Regions from separate parts of the Mus musculus genome. Here regions 1, 2, 3, 4, 5 and 6 are each linked to region 7. The links are chromatin loops, found by intact Hi-C in ENCODE. Cell type or tissue: heart. All regions are shown on one strand. Region 1 has its middle 4.8 kb from the start of Gm33524. Region 2 overlaps Pebp4 (phosphatidylethanolamine binding protein 4). Region 3 overlaps Pebp4 (phosphatidylethanolamine binding protein 4). Region 4 overlaps Pebp4 (phosphatidylethanolamine binding protein 4). Region 5 overlaps Bin3 (bridging integrator 3). Region 6 has its middle 3.6 kb from the start of Bin3. Region 7 overlaps Pebp4 (phosphatidylethanolamine binding protein 4).

What was found. Hi-C counts contacts between places; a loop is a spot of excess contacts. Peaks named below come from ENCODE experiments on the same cell type or tissue, not always from the same donor. Only the 100,000 strongest peaks of a DNase experiment are listed, where the experiment ranks them.
Region 1: a loop joins it to region 7, with 4 times the contacts of the local background. A loop is called at or near these places in 9 of 42 quality-filtered maps.
Region 2: a loop joins it to region 7, with 2.1 times the contacts of the local background. A loop is called at or near these places in 10 of 42 quality-filtered maps.
Region 3: a loop joins it to region 7, with 2.3 times the contacts of the local background. A loop is called at or near these places in 4 of 42 quality-filtered maps.
Region 4: a loop joins it to region 7, with 4 times the contacts of the local background. A loop is called at or near these places in 12 of 42 quality-filtered maps.
Region 5: a loop joins it to region 7, with 7 times the contacts of the local background. A loop is called at or near these places in 40 of 42 quality-filtered maps.
Region 6: it touches region 7 in a loop (9-fold over the local background); 21 of 42 quality-filtered maps call a loop at or near these places.

Annotation. Positions count from the first base shown.
Region 1 is chr14:70,066,405-70,070,404 of GRCm38, forward strand. No RefSeq gene overlaps it. Among named protein-coding and RNA genes, the nearest start is that of Gm33524, 4.8 kb to the left of the region's middle. In heart, a CTCF peak has its summit at 2,116 (motif pointing left); DNase peaks (open chromatin) are centred at 327, 1,317, 1,487 and 3,097; H3K27ac peaks cover 365 bases; H3K27me3 peaks cover 2,465 bases.
Region 2 is chr14:70,005,511-70,009,510 of GRCm38, forward strand. All of the region lies in intron 4 of Pebp4 (phosphatidylethanolamine binding protein 4), which reads left to right. The region is part of intron 3 of Gm33524 (a long non-coding RNA gene); the gene reads right to left. Among named protein-coding and RNA genes, the nearest start is that of Gm41198, 12 kb to the left of the region's middle. In heart, no CTCF peak of the experiment used is centred here; a DNase peak (open chromatin) is centred at 2,341.
Region 3 is chr14:69,975,699-69,979,698 of GRCm38, forward strand. The region is part of intron 4 of Pebp4 (phosphatidylethanolamine binding protein 4); the gene reads left to right. The region is part of intron 1 of Gm41198 (a long non-coding RNA gene); the gene reads right to left. Among named protein-coding and RNA genes, the nearest start is that of Gm41198, 18 kb to the right of the region's middle. In heart, no CTCF peak of the experiment used is centred here; no DNase peak of the experiment used is centred here; H3K27me3 peaks cover 510 bases.
Region 4 is chr14:70,019,646-70,023,645 of GRCm38, forward strand. The region is part of intron 4 of Pebp4 (phosphatidylethanolamine binding protein 4); the gene reads left to right. The region is part of intron 3 of Gm33524 (a long non-coding RNA gene); the gene reads right to left. Among named protein-coding and RNA genes, the nearest start is that of Gm41198, 26 kb to the left of the region's middle. In heart, a CTCF peak has its summit at 1,990 (motif pointing right); DNase peaks (open chromatin) are centred at 716, 1,726, 1,856, 3,766 and 2 weaker places; H3K27ac peaks cover 2,742 bases.
Region 5 is chr14:70,133,624-70,137,623 of GRCm38, forward strand. Bin3 (bridging integrator 3) reads left to right here. Exons shown (of 9, transcript NM_021328.4): 7 at 827-968; 8 at 1,113-1,247; 9 at 3,516-4,000. The coding sequence ends at 3,662. Among named protein-coding and RNA genes, the nearest start is that of Ccar2, 18 kb to the right of the region's middle. In heart, a CTCF peak has its summit at 2,075 (motif pointing left); DNase peaks (open chromatin) are centred at 1,968 and 2,523; H3K27ac peaks cover 310 bases.
Region 6 is chr14:70,094,529-70,098,528 of GRCm38, forward strand. No RefSeq gene overlaps it. Among named protein-coding and RNA genes, the nearest start is that of Bin3, 3.6 kb to the right of the region's middle. In heart, a CTCF peak has its summit at 2,032 (motif pointing left); DNase peaks (open chromatin) are centred at 1,703 and 1,983; H3K27ac peaks cover 320 bases.
Region 7 is chr14:69,859,523-69,863,522 of GRCm38, forward strand. All of the region lies in intron 3 of Pebp4 (phosphatidylethanolamine binding protein 4), which reads left to right. Among named protein-coding and RNA genes, the nearest start is that of Pebp4, 21 kb to the left of the region's middle. In heart, CTCF peaks have their summits at 2,052 (motif pointing right) and 3,160 (motif pointing right); DNase peaks (open chromatin) are centred at 2,069 and 3,219; H3K4me3 peaks cover 736 bases; H3K27ac peaks cover 989 bases; H3K27me3 peaks cover 135 bases.

The sequences.
Region 1 (4,000 bases), 210 kb after region 7:
CCACATTCTCCTTCCCCCTGCACCTCCCAAAGTCCAACAGATCCCAAGATTTGGGATTAGGGCATCCAAAGCCACCATCACCAGTGATCTGCTGCCCTGTTATATCCCCCCACCCCCACCCCTGCCAGCCTAAGAGGGACTAGGACCGTGAAATTGACCCTGCCACAACAGTGTCAGAGGTTTTCCCCCTCAGGCCATCTAGTAGGAGAGCGAGAAGCTAATCCAGAAGAAGAGGGGTTGATTCCTGGGACAGGGAACAAGTGGCAATTGCTTTCAGAGTCTGACCATCCCTAATGTGCTTCTGTGTGATTTGTGTGTGTGTGAGTGTGCACATGTATGTATTTGTGTATGTGTGTGCGCGCGCACACAGATGGACATGTGCTGTGGCACAAGCATGGAGCCAGAGGACAACTTTCAGTGTCAGTTCACTTGGATCAAACTTACGTTGTTGGGTTTAGCAACATCTGGGCCTGACGAGCCATCTCACTAGCCCCCGTGAGATTTCAACAAAACAAAACCAAGATCCTGGTCATGTGGAATTTTTCAGAGCATCTAATGAGCCAGAACATAACTGGACTAAAACTCTGATCCATGTACTAGAATCTAGCACTTTGATAGGCAAGCCAGTGGACCAAGTCATATCTCCAAAACGCAAGGGGTCATAGAGTCGCTGCCAAGATAGACCACTCTGCACCTCCTCCTTCCTAATTTATTTTTAACCCATACTCCTTACCACCAAATCATCTATATTTGTTTACTCTCCCTGCCCACCCTGAAACCTCATGGGACCTTCATTTCCCCCACTGCAAAGACCTGAGCTACTTTCATGAATGCCTTATCCAAGTGTGTGGCCCCTGCAGTGGGCACTTAGGAATAACCTCCAGATGCTGGGCTAGGGAGGGAATAGTGGGACAAGAGGTCATTAAACAGTTCTATGACTCCCCGAAGACTTACTCATTCAAACACAGCAAAGGCCTACTAGACACCAGATGCTGGTGCCAAGTGGATGGGGATTGAGGGGGGGGGCCAGGAAGATTAGGGGTGCAATGGTAATCTACACAAAATCAGAAGTTACACTTCTGCACTCGTTGAAGGAGGCACTTTTATCAAAGGATTGCATAAGTGTGTGGAGATGGAGTAAGAAAGGGAGGGGGCAAGGCATCTCTACAACATTCCCTCCAAGAAGGATGCTGACTATGGTGTAAAGCCGTGAAGCCCCACCCTATCCTTTAGAGAGTGATATACAGAACCTGGCTGAATGCCCTGCTGGTGGAGCGGTCCGCACGGGGTGGGGGGCCAGATACCACGGACACTACACAACACCACGACTACAACGGACACGGACACGACAAGTCCCTGAGACCATATAAAGCCTATGGGTCTTGCCTCTGGTACCCAGACTTCTGGGTTTGATGAACAGGAGAGAGGGAGTTGGCGCCTGTGGCCCATAGCTGAGGACCTATGAACTCGGATTGCAGTTCAGAAGCAGCTCCCAGCCTCGGTCCCTGGGTGAGATTTACCAGCTTTTAACAACAGCAGGATAATCACGCTAATGAAAAACTCCCTCCGGGCTTGGGGCAGCCAGACTGAGATGAAGAAACCGGGAGGCATTTCAGAGTCGCCCGATGAGTCAGTCTTCTGAAGGTGCTGGGAGTCCGCCTGCCTCTGGGCGCAAAGGGCTCCTGCATCCTCTTGCTCTGCACTCTACAGAGAAGGCAGCACGCTGGGGGAGGGGGGCGGGGGGAGCTGCAGGCCCACTTGTGGAGCATCCTAGTCCCTGCTATGAGACACTAGGCACAGTGTGAGCAGGATCTCCTGAGGCTGGGCTACCAGCAAACCCAGTTACCCTGCTACCACCTGTGGAGAGGCCTGTATAGGTCTTCAGGTTCTCCCATCCTCCGATTGATTTTCGGCTCCCTACCGCCCCCCCCCCCCCCCGCAAGTCTCTCCAGGGTGTCAGGTTTTGGAGAGGGCAATGCTCTGATGTGTTCCAAGCTCCCCAAAGATCCCAGCTGTGCTTGGCTCCAATCCTTTTTCCTAAAGACTTTTCTGCCAGTGCCTCGGTTTCCCTGAATAGCAGTAGTTCAAGGTTCCCTACACTCCACCCTGCCCCCGGGTGGTGGGAGCATTAATTACAGTTTGTTCCTGGCTTTGAAGATGAAAATGCCAAGGATCATTACCTCCCAATTAACGGGGTTATTACCTCTTGAGATTGGTGTTGGGTGACTCCTGCCGCACCCCTGCCCCCAACCTGGGATCATAAAGTGGTTCCCTGCTGTGCTGCTTCTGGGCCCCCCCCCCCCATTCTCATACTCCTCCTTTCCTGGTTTCACACTAGTAATTAGCACCCCTCCTTCAAAATTAGAACCAGTAGAGTATTTAGCATATTCCATCTTGAACAAAAATTTGTGGAGTCTCTGATGAGGTGGTTGGTATGGGTAAAAGGATGGATGGCGCTACAGGCAGCTGTGAGCTCACACTTGTAACCACAGTACTCAGTAAGCTGAGGGGGGGATTAAGAGTTCAAGCCCAACTTAGGCTACCCAGTGAGACCCTATCTCAAGCCCTCTACTCCCCAGTATTTATTTCAGCCAGTCCTACAGAGGCAGGCAGCCCCTCCTGAGCTGTTCACTGAGTAGAACACTAACGCCAAGAGCCAGAGCTCAGAACTCTGAAGTCATTAACGGCTTCCCTGAATGCAGTCTGACTAGATGCACACAGCAGCAAAAAAAAAAAAAAAAAATGTCGACGGCATGCTTCACCATCCTCTCTGGGGTGGATGAGACAAAGGGGCTAACAGTTTGGGACTGAGACAAGGGTTCAAAGCCCATGACCCACTCTAGAACCTAGAGTGTTTCTTATGAGGGTGAAGGAAAGGAGTTAGTACCTGCCTTATGAATAAAGCCTGTTGCTCAAAAGCAACCCAGCAAACCACGGAGATCAGAACTTACACACGGGTCCCTCCCACTTTCTCTTCTAACTCATTCTTCTCAACTGCCTTCTCCACGGCCCCTCCCCCCACATACTCTCACACCTTTTCTGCTTCATTTCTAATCGTGAAGTTCCTCTTTCCAAAAAGCACCATCCCCTGAGAGTCCTCTCTGCAGACACCATCCCTCTTGAGAAGGGGTTACCCCACAGTGGGTCCCAAGGGGGTGGCAGGCCCCTAGAGCACATGACTCGGTTTACCTTTTATGAGCCCCAGAGCTAAGACAGCAAAGTTCCCATTACAACCCCTCATCCCCTGACTCAGTCATCCCAACACACACACCACCCTTGCCAAGGAACTCAGCCCCTTCCTCTAGAATCTCTTAACTGTAACTAAGATCTTCAACACATTCTTCCCAAACCTGCTTGCCACAGTCAGAAACCCAGAGAGCTGAGAAAGAGGCCTGGTTCAGTCATTCCACCCCCCCCACCCCCCCAACTAACCTCCATCCTTAGAAATTCAGTTAGAAACCCACAAGCTGACAAAACTTGGAGCCGAAATGAACAGAAACGTGTTGTCCAACTCTCTTAATGCCCACAAACAAGACTAATCATGGCCAAAGCCATACACAAGTAGTTTTACCAAGGAAATCTGAACTCTTTATTCCCAGGCCCTGGCTAGTGGTTGACATTTACCCACAATGCACACTTTTCTCAATTCTGACTTTTAATATCTCCCTTCCCTCCTTTCCAGCTCAGTCCTGAATGCTCGTCCTCTGGATTACTCATGGCGATTTATTAGTTCTATGGACTCACTCAGGTCTTGGGAGAGCTCTGTAGGATCAACAACTTGCAAATTTGACAGCTACTCCCACGCCCCCAGCAAGTGGTACTTTGTAACAAAATGTTTCTCCCTTTGGTTATCAGCCACTCTGAAATTACTTAAAGTGTGATCCAAATATCCTGTTTCTACATGGTTAGAATACATTTATTTTAATTTAGACCACTAGAGTTTAGAAGGAAAGTGTGTCCAGCTGGAAAGATGGCTCAATTGATAAAGTACCTGCCAGAC
Region 2 (4,000 bases), 150 kb after region 7:
AATAGGAGCTCTGTCAGGGCTACGTGTCACTGCCAATGTCATTATGTTGTTATTTCACTGTGCCTGGTCGTGTTGGAGTCTTTAAATCCTCCATCGAAGGAGGTAGACATAGTGCTAGGAATGCATTCTATCAATACAAATATTTTATCAAAAGCCCGGTCCATCCTCAGGACTGTCAAGGGGCCAGCCACTACCTCTGTGAGACTGGCATACCTTGAACAGAGGCTAACAGTACTTTCCAGAGGGTCACAGGGTTTGCGCTTTCACAGATGTGACTCTAGAAAGTGCAAGCGAGTGGGCAGAGAGCTGCCTTACTCCCATCCCACAGGTCAGGAAGTGACAGTTGGAGAGTATAAGTAACCTACTCCAGAACGTTCTTGGCCAAAGCCAAGGGCTGTGAAGTCTTCAAAGGACATTCAATGTGTCCTTGTCAAGTGGATAAATAAGCAGGAACCTTCACCACTGCATCAGGTAGCCTGGCCTGCCAAGGTGGGCGTGGTCCTTCTTGAACAGTGGAGTTGACCATGAAAAAATGTTGCAGAGGACCAGAACTCTTTACAGGAGAAACAAGTTGGTGGAGAGATGGATAGCTTCATTCTACCTGGACTAGGCCTTTAAAGGATTGAGTAACAGTCTCGAGTTGACAATGGTTCAACTTGAACGTTTTCAACCTTAGGCCGATACGAACATGATTCAGTAGACACCAGGTATGGGGTTGATGGGTTTGTTTTGTTTTGAGATGCAATCTTGTAATGTGCCCAAGTTGGTCAGGAACTCACTTCATAGCCAAGACTGGCCTTAAAGTCCTGGAGATTCTCCTACCTGACCCTCCCAAAAGCAGGGATCACAGCTTTGGCCATCACCCCCATCCAGACTTGGAATTTGGAATTTTGATCTCCTCCCAGGCTAACAATAGACACACTATGAAACCAGTAGCTCTGGGAAGAGCCTCAGCTTCCAGTCAGTCCCACAAACACAAGAGGAGACAACTAACACTTTAAAGTGTGATGTGTTTTAATATGTGGCGTGCCGTTATTTAGGTGGATAAAATGCACCGACAGCCATCTGTTGAGTCTGGGTTATGTCCAGTCATAACTGAGGAGCATCTCTGGCAAGCAACACTGCAAAGTTGTGAGGTTGTTTCCATAGGAGAGAGGGAGATCTGGTAGACCCAGGTCCTCACCACAGAGTTCCATCCTTCCTGCCCACTGGTGCATTCAGGGAAACTGTTTGGACTGTATAGGCATTTGAGGGCTGACCCTGAGTCACAGAAGTGGGTACTGAAGAGTAATGAGGAGGAAGATGCTGGAGAAGGATAGAGCTGCAGCAGGAGCCTAGGAACGGGTAGATCACATGTTTTTTGAGAAGCAGGGTCACGTATAGACGATAAGTGCCGGGAAGTCAGAAGCTGAGGCTGGTAAGTTAGGCTTTGCCAACCGTGTGGCAGAGGACATTTGACCTAGGCCACCTCCTAGAGTCGTTCACTGCTCTCATGAGGAAGAAGTTTGTTCTCCGCCTACCACGTCACCCATCCTTGATGTCTACCACTATAATAGAATACCTAAGAAATGAGTGACTTACAAAGAACAGGGGCTTAGGACTGAAGAGATGGTCCAGCCAGTCAGGTGGATGCTGGGTAAGCATAGGGACCGGAGATCAATCCCCAGAATCCACATTTTAAAACATCCAGGCACCTAATGCACACTGTAATCCTAGCACCGGAGAAATAGAGACAAGAGGATCTTTGGGACTTGGTGGCCATTAGTGAACCCCAGGTCAAGTGAGAATCCCTAACTCAAAAAGTAGATGACATTCCTGAGGGACAACCATGCAAGGTATCCTCTAACCTCTCTGCACATGTGTGTGCACCTACCTGCACATGAACACGCATACACACATACAAAAACGGTAGGGGAGCAGTAACAGGGATGTGAGCACAGTCGTGGTTCTGAAGGCTGAGAAGCCTACGAGCATGGTCCTGGCATCTGGCCAGCGTGTGAGCGGCACACGGTGGGAAGCAGGGCGAGCATGCACACCCGTGTCTTCTCTTCACCTTCTTACCACTAACACCGTCTGCCCATGGCCTCATCCAGGCCAAATAGCATCGCTTCCAAATACCATCAGCACATCAATGATAAAGTCTTTCCTCTATGGACTTTGGGGGATACATTCAAACATAGCATGAACTTCTACCCTAAGAGAGGCGAGCCTCCTTCTAATTCCCATGAAGGAACTGGCTGTAGGCTTGCCAAGCTGTGAGCCTCCCACCCCCTTCCCCGGGGTGGGACACTTGAATTCTGTGGACTCTCAGCTCTTCTGAATTCAGTGGGTTAGGGACGGGAAGTTTTGAAGATGCGATCAAGGAGCTTCTACTGACCAGAGCAGGAGAGGGTGGGAGGGTAAGGAAGGAGAGCTTGAGACCTTGAAGGGAGGGTGGGGGTAGAAATGGGTAACAATGGGAGGAAAAACAAGGTTGAAGGGTACGGACATATTAGCAGGGACAGGGGACTTGGCATATAGCCAGACAATAGGAATAGTTAGTTAGCCATCATAGCAAGAGATGTGTTGGTGATTTTCATTTCCTTTTTTTTCTTTCTTTCTCATTTATTTATTATTTATCGTCTTCTTTGGTTACGGGTACTGTATTTTCTAAACATTTCACACTGAACATATTTCTCCTCTATACAAAGAAAAACAATTAAATTTATTTTTAAGGAAGGAAGGGACATATGCTAGAGACATTTTGAAGGAAGAACTGACGGAATTTGATAAGCGACTAGATAAGGGTGATAAAGGAGACAGATGAATCAAAAATAACTCATAGGTTTTTGAGGCTGGGTGCTGGTGGGGATGGCAGCGTGCAGGCAGGCACGGCATGGATGAGGGGACTCTGTAGCGGGGACGAGATTGGCACAATGTCAAAGTGTGATTTTTCCCCCAACTGTTGGCAAGACCACAGAGGGTACCCACACAGCCCAGAGAAGAGGATCTTGGAAAAGAGGTTCCAGGTACCCTGGGGAGGTTTCTTTTGTCATCTCACCAGGTAGAAGAACAGCCTTAGGTTAAGGACAGAATTGAGAATATCTTTATACAAGCCAGAGCTATGAGAAAGACCCAAACATAATGTTGTACACCCGCATCTCTCCTCACCTTCTTACCATTAACACCATCTGGCCATGGCCTCATCCAGGCCAAATACCATCACTTCCAAATACCATCAGCACATCAATGTATGCATCTATGAACGAAACCCCTGAGGATCCAGCTATTTTCCCAGCCTGAGTTGTTAGAATACTAAAGGAAGGATGGTCCTAGAGAAAGGGGGTTGACAATTGTGTTCAAGGAGGCCCAAGGCAGGGAGACAAACATACTCCCAGGAGGTCCAAGGATCCTGGTATCTATGCAGGTGGTGAGATAAAGGTAGGAAGCCAAGAAGTTCCTCTCAGAGATACAGAGAACACCTGTCACAGAGAAGGATCTGCCTGAGTTAAGCACTAGCTCATGCCCCCTCCCAAGCGTCCATGACAAGATATCTTATTCTCCCAGCCTCCTCTACAGAGGCTTTGGACCTGGGAAAGCCTCACAAGGCAGAACTGCCCTATATTCGCCTTGTATCTGCTGGTGTCGTGGTGAAGGATACGAGTCTCTAGAGACTGCGTATGGCCGGGATCTGAAGGCAGCTGTTCAGCCCACCACTGCCACCCCTCATCCCAGAATGCTCCACTTCTTCCTTAGCACCAACACCTGCCCTGGGCCCTCCTCCCTGAATGTGGCCTCAGAAGACTCTATTGACCAGCTCAGGCCCCACCCTGGGATGCATCACTGTTTCCTTGGCAACTGAGGGGGTGGGTTGAAAAGTAACACACAAAGCAAATAAAACGAGCTCCAAAATGGGTGGCCTGCAAACAGGCGCCTCAGCATCGTGGAGCCTCAGATGTAAAGGGGGTTGTTGGTCCAGCCCCTTTTACTGATATTGCTCAGAGAAACCCCGGGCAAAGAA
Region 3 (4,000 bases), 120 kb after region 7:
CAGCAGCATCCTGGCTACATCAGGGATGGATAAGGTCCCAGCCAGGAGGTACATTTTGGAGGCAGCTACAGGAATCCACACTTGCTAAGGTGAGAGGCTTAGGTTGTGACATTGAGGCTGAAGAGACAGACTCAGGAGCACACTAGGGACTCACCAGTTAGCCTGCCCCCCCTTCCACCTCCCCACCAAAATAACCCCCAATGGAGCCAGTGTGGCGGTCAGAGAATGAAGAACAAGCGGCCCCGAGTTCAGGGCCCTCATTCACTAGGGTTTTTGTTTCTCAGAGAGGAGGGGGTGTGAGGAAGGAAGAAGATGAAGAAGAGGATGAAGGGGGGGAGGGAGAAAGAGGATGACGGGGAGGAAGGCGGGGAGAAGATGAAGAGGAGAAGGAGGAGGCCAGTCCAGAGCTCCTCAGTATTCCTAGGGAGGAATCAGTAGATCTTCGGAATGGTGGGGAGGGGCATGCGATGGACTCCCCCCCCCCCCCGGGGTGGAAGGACAAATGCTCAGAGCTCTATGGGCTGCTGGCCTATCAAGCCTTTCAATAAGAACCAGCACTTTCCTTTCAAAGAGGGTGGAAGTCACTGTTCTCTTGTCTCCGTTGATGAACAGATTCTGGGTGGCAGGAGTCACCATAGAAACAGGTGCTATCTTAAGCAAATGAGCCTTATTAACCTTAAGAGTGGTGGAGTTTTCACAAGATTGCACATATAGGGTAGGAGGGAGAAGGGGTTTGGTGGGGGGAGGGTCGAGGTGGCTGGGAAGCCGTGTTGCTCCGGGTAGGGAGGCATGTGTTGCATATGTGTGCATGTGTGTGCGCTGGCCGCGCCTGGTGGGTGCCCATCTATATGTGCTGTGCAAAGCTGCTTCAGGGAGGAGGTAAGATCAGGTCCTGCCCCACCCCCTTTCCCTAAGAAACAAGCATCCTCCCCAGTCCCCCTCCCTCTGCCATAAAAAGTGGCCGTAAGGCTGCAGGTGCCCTGAGCTCCAGCCATGACCCTCTTCCTTCTCTCCTTCTTTTGTGTAGACCCTGCTTTGTGTCCCCTGGCCTGTGCCCATTAGAAACAGGTGTTTCTGGAGAGCACAGCCAGGAAGAAGGGCCCTTTTCTTCCCTAGGTGACAGTTTAGTTCAGTGGCACGAACAGGAATACGGGCATCTAGTAGGCTTGAGTTCATGACTGACTGCTTATGTCCCTCAGTGAGCCCTCATCTGTGAAGGGCAGATTCACCAGGCACCTCGAAGGGCTGAAGCCAGGCTCCCATGAGATCACCGAAGGTCACATGGAATGTGTGTCCTCAGCACTCCCCACCGTGACCTGCCTCCTTTCCGGAGAGGAAACGGGGGCCTTTCCCACATTAATATTTCCTCAATATGGTTTCATCAGTCAACGGACTTGCCTGGGATGTCTGCCCCATTCTGTGCTTTGGAGGCAGGGGTGGGAGGAGGGGGTGTGTGGCTAGAGGAAAGATCAGGACAGAGAGCCTGGTCCTCAGAGAAGCTGTGGTATTCAGGTAGGCCTAGAAGAGGTAAGGTTGCGTGGGGCTTTGAAGTCAGGTTGGCTTGGGATGTGCAGAGAGAAAGGAGCTATACATTCAGCTTAGTGTTTGGAAATAGGCTCTTCTCGCTCAGGGATCCCTGAGCAGAGAGCGTTGGTTCCAAGACACACATCTGCTGCCCTCTGCAGCCCCTCCTTGGACAGGACACTCCACTACTCCCGGCTAGCATGCCACCTGCCCCAGTCTGACTCCCCTCCCCAGTATAAACCCAAGTGTTGTCTCAGGGACTCCGACACCACGCTGTACATCCTCAGCAGTCCAGGGTGCTTTTTATCAGGGAGACCGGTTAGCAGAGACCACATGCTCTGCAAGGAAATCTTCTCCTCTCTTGATGCAAAGGGCCAAGAGCCCCAGGGCTGGGGATATATGTATGGGTCAGTGGATCAAATGTTTGTGTGCGCAGCCTGAGTTGAATACAAGGAGGCAGACTAACAAAAAAGCTTGTTTGTCTATCTCATTGGGAAGTCCCAGGTTCAGTGAGAAACCCTGTCTCAAAAGATGAGGTGGAGAGTAAAGGAAGACACCCTACGCTAAACTCTACACACACACACACACACACACACACACACACAGAGAGAGAGAGAGAGAGAGAGAGAGAGAGAGAGAGAGAGAAAGGCATGCACACACGCAGAGCTCTAACACGTGCCTTGAAACTGAGACAAAGTTGTCACCACAGATTGGCTCTTCTCCAGAACTAGTAGATGCCCCGGACTCATTTGGTCATACCCATGAAGACACTGAGAACCCCAGGTCACACAACCTATAAGTGTAGTGTGGACCACAATGAAGGAAAGGGTCCTAGCAGTTAGTCTTTGGTGCCCCAACATTGCTGAAACGAGAGAAGCCGCCTCCGGCTCATGTTTGGTAGGTCACTGGAGGTTAGTGGGTGGTTTGCTAAGTCACCCCAGGTGCGAAGGGACCCATCATTTGGGCCTGACTAATGGAGATGAAAGGGGAAATTCACCGCAGGCAGCTCAGCTCTCACCTCTTCTCCATTTAGAAATCAAAACCGGGCACTTGAGAGTTTCGCTTGGCCCCAGGCAAGGGATGCAACTTTAAGGACAGATACATCTCTTTCCCAATCCTCTCATCTACAGCTCTGGAATCATCTGCTCCATTTGGCTTCAGAGCTGCTTAGTAACATGAAAACAACACAGTTGAAGGCTTGGCTGAAAGGGCCACTCACAGAGAGAAGCTGCGAGCTGACTCGAGCCCCAGACTCAACTTGGCAATAGACAAAATGGGAATATTCCACGGGCCACTCAGAGAAGAGCTAATACAGAGGCCCTGGCCACAAAGCAAAGAGCAGAATATCACCCTAGATTATCTCCCAGGCAAAGCTTCTCCTTCCTCTGTAACAGTGGCCCCTAGAAGTAGTACTAGCCTGCCTGCCTGCCTGCCTGCCTGCCTGCCTTCCTTCCTTCCTTCCTTTCTTCCTTCCTCCCTTCCTTTCTTCCTTCCTTCCCTCCTTCTTCCTTCTTTCCTCCTCTCTCCCTCCTTCCCTCCTTCCTTCCTTTTTTTTTTTTTACAAGATTTTTATTTATTTTATGTATGTGAGTACACTGTAGCTGTCCTCAGACACACCAGAAGAGGGCATAGGATCCCATTACAGATGGTTGTGAGCCACCATGTGGTTGCTGGGAATTTAACTCAGAACCTCAGGAAGAATAGTCAGTGCTCTTAACACCTGAGCCATTTCTCCAGTACCGCCCCCGCCCCCACTTCCTTCCTTTCAAGGGCATCCAGGTCATAATTTATAGGCATGGCGTGGAAAGATCAATTCCACTGAGAGAAGTTTTTATTACTCAGTTTCAAGAGAAGGAGACCTGCCAAGCTGTGCCACACAGAGTCACATGGGGAAGTCCCGGGGTGTGTCAGGAAGCAGAGGCTGCAGAAGAGTGTGTGGCCTGAAGCCTTCGCTGTGGTTTCTGCAGGAAAAGAGCAGAGTGGGGGCAAGCAAGCCCTAGCAAGCTTAGCCCTGATGAGCTGGCACAATATCAGTGGGCTCTGGGGTGACCGGAGTCTGTCCCGGCCGCCTGGTACCTGCCCAAGGGTGGCGTGGGGCAGGGAATGTTGGCTAGGTATGAGAGGATGAGGGAAAGGAAGGGATGGAAGAGATGGGCTAGGGGCTGGTTAGTGTGTTCATGACTGGTGTGCTTGCAGGCAGTCTCTAGGAAGTAGGCAGCCTTGGAAGGGACATTGTTCCAGAACAAGCACTCCTCGGGTTATCAAAGCATCAACACAAAATACAGGAGATAAAAATCATGACCAATCTACCCTGCACCCGATCTCTCTGAAAACTGCTCTTTTGAAGTCATTCAACATCCTCTTGTTCAGGTGCTTTCTTTGGGACTCTAGGACCTGCCCCGCCCCCACGCCCCCCCCCCCCCACCTACCGCCTCCCACTTAGCGCAAGCTGTGCCGCACAATTTAGCACCCAATT
Region 4 (4,000 bases), 160 kb after region 7:
CTCACACACACACACACACACACACACACACACGGTGTCTAGCAGAGGAAATAGACTGGGGGAGAGGCGGGAGGGGTAGGGGGACAGCAGCTGTGTCCCTCTGTGCGGGCTTTCTGGTTAAGGATGAAACAGTTCACACAGTCTCCTTTGTGAGTTAGCATTCCCACTCTGTGTGAAAAAGCAGGGACAGATGAGTAACCGAGAGGTCACCCTACCAGGGTCTGCTGACCCAAAGGCCAGCTTTTGCCCATCACACCAGACTGCTCTGACCCCCCACCCCAGAGCCTCCAGGGAGGGAAGCAGGCGGGCAGGCAGGTTCCAAGGCTACCCCTGCTTTCCATAACACTTGAATTTCTGTGCATCTCAGATTTCCCTTTCCAACACCACTCCAACTCTCCTGGAGTTGTTTCAGCCTCTGAATCATTCCCTCCCCCCACCACACACACCAGGAGGAGCACCCCTCCCCCAATATTCAAGATCTGGGGGGGGGTGATTTTGATTCCTAACCATCAAGCTAAGTGACTGTACTAAAGGACAGAAAAGACCAACTTCAGTCCTGACTAGCTGTGTGACTGAGGGCGGGTCTCTGTGCCTCTCTGTGCCGGCCTTTGATTCCCTGGGAATCAGAAGTCAGAATCTCCACCACTCCCAGGTCTTAAGGGATCTGGGAGAGCGAATGAGGTCATGTCTATGAGCCGCCCAACGGAAGGAAGTCGAAGGACTAGCACAAGGCTGCATTATCTTCTGGAGTTGGCAGGGCCATTGCTGCAAAGTTGCTGGGACTGGGAATGTCTCAAGGGCCTCAGAACCAGTCCTGGGAATGCCACAGGGAAGTGGTGTGTCACGACAGAGCGGGGGGGGGGGGGGGGGGGGGCTCTGAGATGTGAGATCAAGTCCTAGCTCCGGTGGGTGCTTAACAGCTTCGGGAGACCACACGATCTCTTTCGGGCTCGGCTCTCTCACCTATAAAATGAGACTAACCCAAGCCCCGGATGATTCTTCGGTAAAGGAGTAAACAAAATGAGCCCTGGCATACAGTGGGCATACTTGCTGTGGCCAGTACCCTGGGACTGTCACAGAGAATAACTTGCCGTATCTCTCCGTGAGCTGTCTCCTCATATAAGCCAACACGTGCTGCTGTTTTCTGAAGCACAGCCTTCTGGGGTAGAAAGAGGGCTGAGTGCTCCACACGTCTGCTTTGGACCAAGAAAAGAAAGAACAACAGCGGTAAGCATAGGTCCCTAGAACAACAGCGGTGTGCATAGGTCCCTGGCATCATCCAGGAAGCCTGAAACGTACACAGCCAGGAGTCCAAGGTCAGAAGCCTTGGGGTGGCCCTTCCACCCTGAGTCACGGTGAGACTTGGCCACTGAGTTCTGAGCCCAACACTCTCAACCTTTGCAAGTCAAAGCTCTCAGCCTGGACGCCTGCTTTTCTTGGTCACTGTCACTCAAGAACAGATGACAGACCTCAGTGAGCTGTCAGGCAGACGGGTCTCCAGACAGATAGGCGAACTCTTGTTCTGTGGCCTCCTTTATAGATGCAGGGAAACACACAGTGGGAGTGGGGCTGGATGCTCGCCTCCCTAACTACCCAGATCTAGGTGACTTCCGGGCAGAGTTTACATTTGGGGAGCTGAGACCAGTGGAGAGGAAATCTATCCAGCAGAGGGTGTGAGGACCCGTCAGCGACTGGCTGAGCCCTCTGAAGCTAACAACAAGGCTGCAGAGCCAATCTGGCAGAGACTGTCTGAATTAGTCACCGGTTTTGATGAGGAGGTAAACCGATTACATAACAGTCTCTCTCTCTCTCTCTCTCTCTCTCTCTCTCTCTCTCTCTGTCCTCCAAAAGACTCTCCAGAGCCGGGGCTCTACTCTTTCCCTCTGGCCATGAAGGGGCTCAGGGCCAGGGAGGGTCACATACCAGAGCCCAGGGGCTAAGGTTTAGGCAGGAACCCTCCCCAGGCCTGCTCCAGCCCCACGGGGCCAGAAGGAGGCGCCCGCAGCTCACCTCCTGCCTGCAGCTTGCCACCCTGTTTCCAAAGCAATCCCACGCTAGTCTTGCAACCTGCTGGCTCTCAGGCTCTAGGTGTTAGCCTGGAAGATGCCCCAAACAAGGAGGTAGAGATTTCTCAGTTGCCAGAAACTCCTGGGCCCCTGAGTTATTCCAGGCCCCCTTCCCCTGCCAAATGTGTCATGATTCATTGTTACAAAAATGAATACCAATCGGCGCTGAGCCAGCACCGTTTGCTGTACCCCTGTGGAGGGACTGCAGAGGTAGGGGGGCACTGGAGGGCACACCTGTGCAGCAACAACAGCTGCTTGGAATCCAGATGCTTATCTTCTGGAAAGAGCAAACCTGGCAAACACAGGCTCGCGCCTCTGGCTCCGTGTCCTGTCATGAGTGAGATCTGGCCTCTAGGTAGAGGTCAAGTTCATTGGTTTCTAAGTGATGCCTAGGATGGGACCAGTGTGTATGACTGGGATCTTCCTGTAGCTTTGCTCACCTCCTGCACAAGGCTGCATAAAGAACAATATGTGTTTAACAATATGAATAATGGGTGATGATGAAGGTGATGACTGTGGTGATATCAGAACGGGGATATGAGTGTCCTGTTTAACCCCAAGTCCTAGGGACTTCAGCTCTGCCTGACTTCCTATTGGTGCTTCTGTTGCACTCACCAGACAACTGAGAAACCGAAGCAAGAGTCTGAGAAACTGTAGGAATCACACTGACCTCCTGACCCCACACAGGACTAAGCTCCATCAGTCCAGAAAGAGGAGTCACCATTACACAAGTGGAGGATGAGTTGAGCACTCAGCAAGTGACGTCAGCACCTCTTGAGTCTTCCTCCTTTTTTCTCAAGCCTGGGTGAAGGCAGAGTGCCCAGCCCAACCACACAGGAGACAGTAACAACCTTCAAAGGCTGCGTTCCCACCACCACCCTACCAGATTCCAAGATGGAAGAGTTTGGAGGGGTCTTGGGGGGTCCGCTAGTCTAGCCTCCCATTGTACAGATGAGAATGCAGAGGCTCAAAGAAAATGTGGGTGCCCAGCAAGAGTGGCCCCAGCCCAGTTTTATTCACACAGTGGAAACCAGAGAAGGTGGCAGAAGATAGATGCAGGGTAATCTCTCAGCTACCAAGCCGGCTGAGGTCTGTCTGACTACATGCCTCTCCAGCTCCAAACCAGACAGGCAACAGTTTTGAACAGAAGAACGGACAATCACCCCATGGAGGCCACACAGATGGCCGTGAGGACAAGTCAGTAGCTACAGTTTCTAGAACAATGAGCCTTTCCTCTCTGCCCTGCTCCTGAGAACTTAGCAAAAAAGGCTAACTTACCCCCTAAGCCTGAGGGTAAATTCCCCAGGAGAAGTCTGATCCTGCTTCTATCTCTCGAAGATCTCTCCCAGGTGTCTATTTGGGATAAGCTTCCTGGCAGAACCTGAAGCTAATTAGAGGAAATTTCATGCTAGTTTAGGCCACGAAACCATTTATTCATTCAACGAACTTCGGCTTTGCCCCTTGTCTCTACCCTCTCTCCATTGCTTAGCAACGTTCTTAGTTTCCATCTGAACACACACACACACACACACACACACACACACACACACTCCCCAGCTTCCAGCCCCAGCCTCTCTCTTGGCCTTTTTTTCTCCCATCATTTTCCCCATCTGGGACCCAAACCCAGCCCACACTCAGCAGAGAGGCTGTAGGAGGGGCCCTGCCAAACTCACTCCCAGACAGATGTGCTCTGTTCCCTGCACAGCTGTCCAGGCCTGTCCATCTGTGCTCACTTCCTGCCTCCCTGCTCCAGCCCCTCACACTTCCCACGCCAGGGTGGGAAAGTCTAGTCCAGATTTTCTTCTTCCCAATCCAAAAGCCGTCAAGTGGCCACTCGCACAGTGTAGCCGAGAGGCCTTGGTTCCTGCCCTCCCCAGGCCCCCAGGAAGAGCAATGGCCTAGGAGACTCCAGCAAGTCCGAATCTTTCCTGAAC
Region 5 (4,000 bases), 270 kb after region 7:
ACGTCCTCATGGCTTTGTAGTCAAGGAAGTTGCCCCATTTTCTCACTCCCAAGAGACCTGCTTGTAGAGTTACCTCACCTCCACCCCTCATCTGTGTCAAGAAGAACATTTACTCTTGCCTGCCCCCCACCTCAAAAGTGGCTCTTCCCTGCGCCTGTCCAAGATAGGATGGCCTTTCATGGGGGAAAGGTAGCCTTGATGATGGTTACACACAAATGCCAAAACTTTTCAAACACAGCCTGCTCTGCGTGGCCAGTCGTCTGAGTAGTCACACCATACTCCTTTTCAGTTGTGTTAGGTAGGAGCGGCTGGGACCATCTTTCTAAAGCGTGCTTTTTCCATTTGTTCTTTTAATGGGAGAACCATTCCCTTTGTGTTTCCTCACGGTGTAAAGGAACCCTTAGCCAGGATCTTTCTTTTTTGTCTCCTGCCAGTGGCACTGTGACATAGTAGAGAAGGTGTTGACAAACATGGATACTCATAGCCCTTTCCAGACCATCACTCCCTGGCTGTGGCCCTGCCTTCCCCTGTTGGTTTGGTTTGATTTGGTCTTTAGTGTATACAGTCGGATTCCAGCCCTGCTGACCTCGTGCTGAGGCTCCGCAGCAGGACAGGGAGCACCGGCAATCACAGCCTAACATCTGGGTCTGGGGAGAGCTCTCAGTACTGTCTGTGCCCCACGCCATCCCACCTGTACAAGCCCCAAAGCCTCAGAGCCTTATGAGACTGGCACATAGTAGGTGTGTCGCACATGTGTTTGAGTACGTAGTGACTGGGACACACCCCCACATGAGAAGCCTGTTTCCAACCAGGCTGTGCCCAACAGGTTCAGCAGCATATTCCCAAGCCTCAACATGGCGGTGAAGCGGCGGGAGCAGGCCTTGCAGGACTACGGGAGGCTGCAGGCCAAGGTGGAGAAGTACGAGGAAAAGGAGAAGACTGGCCCCGTGCTGGCCAAGCTCCACCAGGTACAGGGGAGACGCAATAGGCTAAATGGAACAACCATTGCCACGGGGTCCTCCTTTCAGGACCTGCGGAACCAGGATACTAGCTATTTCCACCCACCCTGCCCCCTTCAGTGACAGCCCTGACTCCAAGGTCTTGTTCCCCAGGCCCGAGAAGAGCTACGTCCTGTGCGGGAAGACTTTGAGGCCAAGAATAAACAACTCCTGGATGAGATGCCGCGGTTCTATGGCAGCCGACTTGACTATTTCCAACCCAGCTTTGAGTCCCTGATCCGGGCACAGGTGAGACAAGGCTTTTCCCTTGGGGAATCATCTTTGTAGGAACCCAGTTCCCGTTAGACATAGCCATGCTCTGCACAGACAGCAACACCTCCCTGCACCAGGCTCTATGAAAGTTCATGTGTTGTCCTAGTCAGCCCTGGTGCCTGGCACTGATACTGTACTGGAACTTCTGTTGGGTATCCTCCATTGGCAATCCACTCAGTCCCAACCCTATGATAGACAGGGTTCCTTTTTGTTTAACTCTTCGCCCCTTGAGTTCTTCCTCCCTTGCTTAATTAAGCAAGCAAGAAAAGCCCTGATTGCATCTTTAGCTACCACTTTGACTGAGCAGATCCTTTGAGAGGCCAGTAGTGACTGCTTGTGAGCCCAATAGGAGAGTTCCATTAGCCAGAGACCACAGGAGTCTTAACTTTCAGTTTCCTAGGGAGGGGTCCTGAATAGGCTCTGAAATGCTGGCCACTAGATATGAAGTGCCCCCTCGTGGAGAACAAATGGGAGTGCAGACCAGTATGGGGGTGGCAGCCAGAAAGAGGGTAAAACCCAGTCGGAGCCCAGTGTCTCCTGCTGCTGGGTCCAATTGGGATGGCATGCAGCAGGCTCCTGCCCTCCTCTCGCTGTTCATCTTCAGGCTTGTTCTCACCACTGGCAAGGTGGGAGAGGCAGTGGTACTGGAGCCAGGAGCAGGGCTTCTGCACACAGACCTCCTCACTGATCGCGGGTATTGGCTTCCATCTCTGGACTCCAACACTCTCTGGCCACCAAGCTAAGGCTTCTTGTCCACAAATTCTGCCTGCCCTGCTTCTTGTCTTAGCTGCACCTCTGCTGCCCTCCAGTGGACATCATCATTCCCTGTTGCTTTCCTAGCCACAGGGGCCATGGTAAAGCCTGATTCCCACTTCCCAGCCTTCATTTGGAATGATACCCAAAGCCATGGCGTAGAATGCCCATCAAGAAGCCCAGGCAAGGTTTGGACTGGAGCCTGGACTTGCTAGTGACACGTTTTCAGTCCGGTGCTCTCTAGGGAGTGAGACAGACAACAGAAGCGGGAGGATGCTCTCCTGTAGTCCCTGCAGGTGAGGGCTGCCTTCCAGCTGCTGCACCCTCTGTTTGGATGAGGCCTGGATTTACAGGAGATCTTGGCCTGCTCTCTTTTGCTGACACCTGCCTCTGCTTCTAGTGAGCTGCATACACCATCCCCACCCCCAGATCCTTAGAGGAAGCTGCAGGGTGCCCAGGCTATGGGGTACCCCGTAACCAAGCAGCAGGGTAGCCAGGGTTGTTTACCACCTCTCCCTGTGCCAGCCTCCTTCTCACCCGGCTGCTGCTGCTATTAGTCACTAGAGAAGTGCGCATTCCAGATGACTCAACAGGCATTGTGTCTTAGGCAGGGATTGGGGGCGGGGGTACCTGGCCCGCTACAACTTAGCTGGGGATTCTAAAGAGACTTCCTAGGATACCATGTCCCACTGGCCCTTGCTGCACAGCCACCCTCCCAGTCCCCATCGTCTGGTTTCTTAGATGGAAGGAGAATCCTAGAGACATCTCAAAGTTGAGGTGCTTGAAGAATGGGGACACTTTGATGAGATGTGATGTCACATCAGGAAGTGGAAGCTGAGGCAGAAATGGCCTCTAGCCTCTGTGGAAAAGTCGCCATCTATCACATAGAGAAACCCCTCCACTCTTGGACCTGCCTCCCACCTCTCACCCAGTCACTCTCACCACATCAGTGCTGCTTTTCTTCCAGGCAACTTAACCTAGATGTGATAACTAGCAAAACTGGGAAGGGGTGGGATCTGGGGAGCTGACACCTCCCTTAACTGGACTTCTAGGGCCAGCTCTCAAGACTTGGGGAGCCAATGTCTGCTGGGTTCTTCTTCCATGACCAAAAGCCCCTGGCTCCTCTCCTTGCTTAGAAACAGCAGTAAGCCCCAGGCCTGCCCTTGCCCACATACTGCCCTCTGGCACCCTCAAATGTAGTCTCCCTGCCCAATCTAGCTATTTTGGTCTTGACAAACCTTTCTCTGTGGTATATATTTCCAAAAGCCCCAGCTGTGGTTCCCTACCCCTAGACTGCTGAGGGATAGATAGATAGGGTGAGGTCTAAGAGGCAGTGATGGAACAAGTGAGAGACACACCCCACCGCCTTCAGCCAGAGCAACCCACAGACCCAGAGCCAGGCCCTGCTTGTGCCTCTCACCTGCTTTGCTGACTGAGTGCTGTGTAGAACTGGAGTCCAGTTCCTGCCAACAACTCTTGTCTCCTACCCAGGTTATATACTACTCAGAAATGCATAAGATCTTTGGAGACCTGACCCAGCAGCTTGACCAGCCAGGCCACTCAGATGAGCAGCGAGAGCGGGAAAATGAGACCAAACTAAGTGAACTCCGAGCCCTCTCCATCGTGGCTGATGACTGAGCCCCTGTCCCTCAGGAGTCCTTAGACTCTTTGGGACACAGGTGACATCTCTATAGGCTTTGCTCCTAGCGGGCATGGATTCATGGACCTCCCAATGGCCAGGCAGTTGGAGACAGGTGGCCACTATTGTACCTTGCCAGTTCTCTGACTTAAATGTCTCCATGTCCTTAAGCCTGATACTAGGAGCCTCACAGGCTGCTGCTTCCCTGTGTCCAGTGCTGATAAGCAATGTAGAAAAACCCTGGGGCCTTTTTACTTCCAGAACCGTCCAGAGTGTGCTATAGTGTCTGGCCAACAGGAGCCTTTGGAAGGGCCTGGGCTTCCTGTGGAACTTGAAG
Region 6 (4,000 bases), 240 kb after region 7:
TTCTTTTGTAACCCAAGGTAATTTAGTCAGTGCATGTCCTCATGGTCAAGTCTATAGCCTTAGATAATCAATTTAATCTCAGTTTCCCCCATCTTTATAAAAAGGGAATAGAAGAAACGCATTGCTGAACCACTATGCATGGTATATTATCTAATATATAGAGAATGACTTGGTTGCCTGCTGCTACCAAGACTCCCCAATGGTAATTATGGTTATTGGGAACTGTAGAAGGCTCAGCAAGGGTGCAAAGCTTTCATATACCAGACTAAAGACACTCGGAAAAGCAAAACCAGGAGAGATTCCTAGACACTGCCTGGTAACACAGTGGTTCTCCACCTGTAGGTCGTGACCCCTGCAGGTCAAACAACCCTTTCACAGGGGTCACATATCAGGTATCTTACATATCAGATATTTACATAATATAATAGTAATAAACATAACAGTAGCAAAACTACAGTTATAAAGTAGCAGCAAAGATAATTTTATGGCTTGGGGGCGCGGTGGTGGTCACTGGAACATGAGGAACTATATAAAATGGTCACAGCTTTAGAAAGGTTGAGAATAACTGTTCTAAGAAAACCTGCTTCTGTCTCTTTCAACCCTATTCATTCCAAAGCAGTGCCTTGTAAGTTCTGGAGGCCAGAGGATACCTAACGCTTGTGGATGTTAACCGTCCAAAACCGAATCCGTCTTTGCAATGACTGTGTAACCGAAACCCTGCTCCTGGGGGAAGTTGAATAAACGCCCTGTTTCTGCCTTTTCCAGTATTTTTAGCATTTAAAATGGTGTGTAGCCAAGTGTTTAAAATTCTTCACACAAGTGTCCATGGCCCTACTATGTGAAAGGCCACTCAAAGCCACTTCTTTCCGAATGGGAGGGATGGGCTACAAATCTACGCCAAGAGGCCAGGATTCCCAAAGTCAGCCCTTACCACAAGGCCCAAAGCTGCTCCCCTGGACCAATAGGCCAGAGCAGGAGAATGTCCTAGCCCTATAGCTTCTCAGCAACAAGGCAGGAGCAGAAAAAAGTTCAGGTAAAATCAGCCAAACACAGTAGATACTGCTCTTGGGGGGTGGGGGTGGGGGGTTGCTGCTGGTCCAGAGAATAGTGTGTGAGTGCTGCCTCTTCCAACAGCAAATTCCAGCTCTGGATGAAGGCCTCAGAGCCCCATCCAGGAACAGTTAGTCTTACTGTGTGTCACCTTAACAGCATTCCCACCAGGGTCCCCACCTCAGAAGTCCTGTCTTTATTGGTTTACCTCCAGCTTCCATTCCCAGTATACACTGGACCTACCTGGGGAAGTAGGCCTCTCAGGGCCAGCTGGCCATGGCTTAATACCCTTGAGATAGCTGTGTACAGTGAGAACCTACAGCTGTGGGTTGAGCCCTACCTCAGGGGTCTCCCCTGCTTTCATCTGGCACCTCTCACCCCAGTGCCTGGGGATCATCCAGAAGCGATTGTTTTGCTCCTGATCTCTCTCTCTCTCTCTCTCTCTCTCTCTCTCTCTCTCTCTCTGTCTCTCTCTCTCCTCCCCTCCCCCTCCCCCCTCCCTCTCTCTTTCCTCTCTCTCACTCACTCACTCATCTCTTCCCTGGGCCTGTGAGCTAATTGGAGAGAAGGAGGGGGAGGAGGGGGACGCTGCTCGCCTTCCCCGTTATCTGCAGCAATCCGGGGTGACTAATGCTCCCAGTTGGTGAAAAGGCAGTGTAATCAAAACACTTTTTTTTTAGTCCTTAAACTTAGTCATTCTTCCAGAGTGGAGGAAGGGGGGGGGGAGCCCACAGCAAAGCACCATGAAATGCAAGCTGAGAGGCTCCCACTGCTGGGTGGAATCAAAGCATTGGCTGGAGGAGGGGGGGCTTCCTGCAGATCTAAAGTCTGAAGCCCTACTCCTTGATACCCTGGCTAAACTTCCTCTGCACCCTTGTTTGCCCTGGCTTCCCTTGACATCTGGATTATGGGCTCCCTGAAGGTCTTCCAGGCTGAGTCAGGAGGTGCCCTTTGCTCTCACCCTACCAGGTGCTGCCATCTGCTGGTGCCAGCTTGCCAAAGGGCAGGAAGCATATTAAAGTGCTCTTGGTTAGGGGCTTTGGTAATGGGCTCGCCCTTCAGTACTGACACTCCTTCTGGCTCCAAATGCAAGTCTGGGAGCCCACTGTACCTTGACAGAGCTAAAGACAGTCAGAGGTGGTAAGAACTTTGGAACTCATTAAGGAGAGGTGATATGCTCAAGTGGTTAAAGAAGCAGAAAAAGAGCTAGGATGCCCAGGTTGGAATTCTCCTTCATCACTCCATGGCTGTGCTTCATACCTGTAAGATGACAACAGTGACAGCATCACCTACCTCACAGCATTGTTATATATTGGTCACCTAGAATAATATATGGCATGGCTTGCATAGTTGATTATTAACTATTTGTCAAAATAACAAAATAAGACAGCACACATACCATCTTAACCCCTTTGCTCATTCATAGCAGACATTACTAATCCATCACTGTATGTCTTCACCAGACTCACAGAGTGAGTCTCCAGAATCCTCAATATAGTATTCAAGGCAGCTAATAATAAACAATCAAAATTGGCATATGGTGTGACACTCATTTGTCAAACCTGATTTAGACTGGAGTCTTTACATTGTGGTCAAGGAAGATAAAGCCCATTGGAAGAAAGTAGTAGCTCTCAACCCCTTGGAAGCAGAGTCAAGGCCTAGTGGGTATTCCTAGTCCATATTGTTGTTTGTCAGCCTGGTTTCAGATATGACCCTTCACTCTGACTTTTAAGTAGTCAATGTGGGCCTCCCATCCTCCATAAATTTTTACTCTGACACCTTTGTCTTCTGCCACCTTTGCTTGCCATTCCATGCCCTTGGCTCTTGAATTCTCAGGGAACCCTGATTTAGTGGTACCCTTCTAAGCAAGTGAAAAGCATGGTGAAGCAAGACGAGGAATCCATGGAGAACATTGAAAGTCTGGATCTTGGTCTATTTCAGGAGCCTCTCAGGGCTTCCTGAAAGAGTTAGCCAGCCCTAAACTTCATATGGGAAAGCCTGGGACAAAGCAAGATGTAACATATTCTGAGACAAGGCCCCATGGGGAGCATTTGTGCATAAGTTTCTGAGTTAAAGACTCTGGGGAAGAGGTCAGGGGAACAGTAGATCAGTTCTTCAATAGCTTTGTTCATCAAATAGACCCCTGCCATCTGCCATCTGGGGAAGAAGCAATGATTACTAACTAGGCTTGCAGTCGGGAGCATCACCTCTACCTGAAGCCCTTCCAACTCCCAGCCTCTACTTCTAAACTGACCCTGTTCCTTTCCATCCCCAAAGAGGCATGATCAGCCTGCATTGTACTGCCCTTTGGTTATAGAAAGGCAAGATATAGCTTCCAGTCCTGCAGACCATGTATGCTAGATGTGTGCATGCTACCTCACAGGGAAGTTCACAGAGAGAAGCTTCAAGGTATACACAACCCTAAACCTAAGGCCCTACTTGCTGAAAGGAAGGAAGGCTATGTTAACCTCAGAGACCTCCAGACACTTCCCAGGCAAACCCTAGGAAGCCAGCATTCTCCCCAGTATCCTAGAAGACCCTGCTGATTATGTTAAAGTCTGAGGTGGGCAATAAACAAACAGCCCCAGTTAGGCCTCAGCTCTCCCTGAAGATTCAGATTTAGCTTCACCCTCAGACATCAACAATTGCTCAGACCTGCTCGTTTCTCTGGGCTTGCCTCTCTGTTCCAAGGTCTTTCTTCTCTGTCCCATTTCCCAAGAGCCTCTAGATCAGTGGTTCTCAAGCTATGATGGGTCATGACCCGTTTACAGGTCCTGCACATCAGACATTCACATTACAATTCATAACAGTAGCAAAATTACAGTTTTGAAATAGCAACAAAGATAATTTTATGGTTGGGGGTCACCAAAACGTGAGGAACTATATTAAAGGGTTGAAGCTCTAGGGAGGTTGAGAACTAATATAACAGTGCACTTGGAAATTGACTGAG
Region 7 (4,000 bases):
TTGCAATACTGCAAAGTAGAAAATCAAAAGGACCCCCCTGTCTCCCTGTCCCCTTGCCCCATGTCCCCCTGTCCCCCTCCCCCCAGCTGTCACTATCCATCTATGTCACCTAGAGCTGGTGTTGTACCCACCATGCTATGGTTTTGTGGCCCCGTGATGACACGTAGCCACTGTTACAGAGTAACCAGACAGGGTAAGCTCAGTGCCCACAAGGACACTTTGTATACTCCCTGCTTAGCCCTCCTCCCCCTAACATGCCTGGCAACTGCCGATCCTTTCACTCTTTCCAATTTGCTGGTTCCAGAGTGTAACGTAGCTGGAATCATTTGCCATGTAACCTTTTCAGATTGGCAGCGCCTCTGCAGCCATCAGTCATCTGAACTCCCCTGATATCTTCCTCCAGCCAATGGCCAACTGCCCTGGGCTCAGCTTTTCCCCCATGAATTGCTTTTCCTTTAAATGGACATTTCTATCCAAGACTTTGATGTGAACAGAGGACCACCCACTTCTGCCCCTGGCACCAACTTCAACATCCTCTCTCTCTCTTTTTTTTCTTTCCCGTTTCTCTAATATAAATGTATCCAGGGTAGAGATGTCTATATGCCTGGGGAAGAAACAATCACAGGTAGCTCTGGTGAGGTGAGATCCATGCTGCGATACGGAGCAGAGTGCAGGCCACTGGGAGCTTTGTCCCTCGGTAATAACAGGGTAAGCGTCACCATTTTTCAAAGCACTTTCCCTGTTATGACAGTCATTGCTGTGTGTTCTCCGCCATGCTGTAATTTCACATTTCTTATCTCACATCAGTCCCCGTAGACAGGCGGGACAGGTGTGGGGCTCTGTCTATGGCAGGGAATTCGAGGCCTAGAGAGGCAGAGGGAGTCTCCCCAGATCCTTCCAGAGAAGACAAGTGTGGGCTGTGGGCCGGGGGTGTAACTCAGTTGGTAGATTTCTTGCCTAGCGTACACAAAACCCTGGGCCTGATCCCCAGCCCTGAATAAAACCAAGCATGCTGGTGTACTTATAATCCCAGTACTCAGGAGATGGAGGCAGAAGGATGAGTTCCAAGTCATCTTTAGTTACGTGAGTTCAAGGTCAGCCTGAACTATGTCAGAGCCTGTTGGAGGGGCACACCTTGACCTACAGCCTTATACCCGTGGTTTTGCTGCCTCCAGGCCTTATCCAAGTCTCACCACAAGCTGGGAGACATTACTTTCATGTGACATGGAGGTCAAAGCTCTGAGACCCTGGCTTCTAAGCCATTCTCTGTTCCACTTATCTTTCCGTTCCCCGACGGTCATGTGAAAACATCTTCTGGCCCTCCTCCATGGGCCAGGCTCTGTGCTGAGCGCATTAGGAGTAGATTCTAGGAGACCAAGGCACCGGAAGAGGTTTCAGCTAGACTAAGAGGGTCCAGAACTAAGCTCATGTCCAGTGTTGCCACTTCCTGGTGAGGAGAGGGCCACCTGGAGGGTGCTCCACATGGCCCAACTGCCACCTCCTGCTCTAAGAGTGCCTCCCTCGCCCCCACATCCCACACTACTTTCTTGAGCCTGCATGGCCCAGTTCCTTCCCATAGTAATGAAAAGAATACAGGCCTAGGTGCCCAAATAAATGGCTTCCCATGTTCAGGGAAGAAGCCAGAACAGGAAACAATCACTTCCCTTTGCGTACGGGCTAGGACGATTCCAGAAATGTCACGTGTCTTAACCAAGGGACAGGTGGGCGTGGAGCAGGCCAGGTGTGGTGCGGGTGGCCTGCAATACGTACAGGTGGAGAACCCTGCAATTCTTTGCTGCTTTTTTGGGTCTGCAGGGGCAGAGTGACATTTGGGTATCTAGGCCTGTGTTCTTTCTACCGCTATGGGAATGTAGAGGGACTGGGCCATGCGTGCTCAGGGGAATGAAGGCCCCCAGACTCCCAAAAGGACGGTGTGGGTGGGATGTGGCAAAGGAGGAGAAGGTGCTGAAGGTGCTTCGGGGTTCCAGTTCCCTAGCCTGCTTGTGTAAACAGAGGCCTTCTGTTCGCTCCGAGGCTGTAACTGAAAGAGTTACCACCAGGGGGCGCGAGGTGACCGTCATCGTGCCCGAAACAACGCAAAGCCCGGAAGCTTGGCTGGGGCCACCAGGGCAGGAACACACAGGCTTCTCCTAGTTGGTGGAGCGGGATCCATGAATGAAGAAGGCACAGAGAATCCAACGTGTGGCTCTGGTGTGACGCTTGAGGTCCCAAGCCCCGCTGCGTCTATCTTTTCACCAGTCCAGAGTGAAACTGCACCTCTGTTACGACAGTGCAAAGAGCTAGCCGCCGAATGCTTTCCATTTTCAATGTCCCCAGTTCGCCCCTCACTCATGATTAGCCCGGGGGAAACTGCTGATGGGAAGAACATCGAGGGTACCTCCCACTGCCGACCCCAGATCACAAAGATTTTGAAACAGTGCTCGCGGTTTCCTAAGTGCAAACTGGGAGCTGTGAAAGCTGCCTGCCTCAGTTTACCGAGGTTTAGTTAGAATCTGAGCCTAGAGAATAAGAAACCAGGGACTCTCGGAAGATGTAAACCTTGGTGTCATTGCTTGGAGCTCTGCCACCTTGTGCAAACTCCCTGGCCCTCTAAGATTCCCTGTTCTCCCTTAGAGTCCCAAGAGTACCCCCTTTCAAGGCTAGGACCCAGAGGGCAGTCCTCTGTGGAATTCTTTCTCTGCCCCATCTGGACTGTTTTCCCCAGTGGGTGACTCCCTCCTGCTAGACACAGGTAGCTTCCAGGATCCATCCTCTCTCTCTCATTCATTTCTCTGTCCTCTCCTTAGTTGTCCCTCTTTTTCTTGGGTGGCCTTATCCACATACCAGTTGTCTCAACTCATATGACCACTGAGATGTCCTGTGGGCCCTTCATATCAAGCATCCAGTCCCCGCCTTACCCCTTACCAAACCTGTTTTATCCTCAGTTTTAACCCAGGACTGGGGGAGTGGAGGGGTGTCTCTGTCTCTCCCACTGTGCTACCAGAGCCCCATGGAAAGGTCTAGAAGCTGGCTATCTCTCCTTTCCTCAGGGTCCCTACTTTGGCAGCGGCTACCACTCTCTGGACCTAGCCTCTCACCTAGTTACCACCAAGCACCACTGTTTGTCCCCAAGGCTCAGCCTGTTCTCAATTCGGCCATCAGAGGGCGCCCTTAAGTCTGCGGGTCAGATGAGTCCAAGCCTTTGCCCAAAGTTTGTCAGGCTTCCCCTCAGTTTCCTGAGTAAGTGCCCAGTCGCTACCAGTGCCTGCCAGATAGATGCCCTGGCATCTGACCTGTTCCTCACATCCTCTCTACTCTCAGCTCCTCTGCACTTTGCCCACCTAACTTACCTGGTTTCCCAGTATTCCTGGGGTCCTTTGCACCAGAGAGCCACCTCTACCTTCTGACACCCCCACCCTCTCCAACCTTCTTCGAATGGCTCTCTCCCTTTTAGATGGTTGCCTGAAGGTCGCCTCCTCAGGGAGGCCTCGTAGAGTCCACTTATCCCCTTCCCCGTTTCTCATCCTATTCACAACCTTCCAGCCTACATGAATGTCCGTCAAGAATTCTGGGGTTTGCTAGTTTGTCTTTCTGCTGCTACCACGACCCCACAACTAGACTGTATGCTCTGGGAGAGCAGGGCTCTTCATCTGTTTAACCCAATGCTGTACCCTCAGATGGAGAACAATCTCTGCCACACAGCAGGCTCTTAATACAGATTGGTTGAATGGATGTGATTTGGTGAAGATTGACTTTCTTTCTTTCCTTCTCCTTTCCTTTTCCTTCCTTCCTTCCTTCCTTCCTTCCTTCCTTCCTTCCTCCCTCCCTCCCTCCCTCCCCCCTTCCCCCCTCTCTCTTTCTCTCTCTCTTTCTTTCTTTCTTTCTTTCTTTCTTTCTTTCTTTCTTTCTTTCTTTCTTTCTTTCGTAAACCTGGGCAGTTTTTCTTCTTTCTCTCCCAGTGCCTCCCCCAGATCCTCTCTTCCTTCTTTTCCCGTCAGTA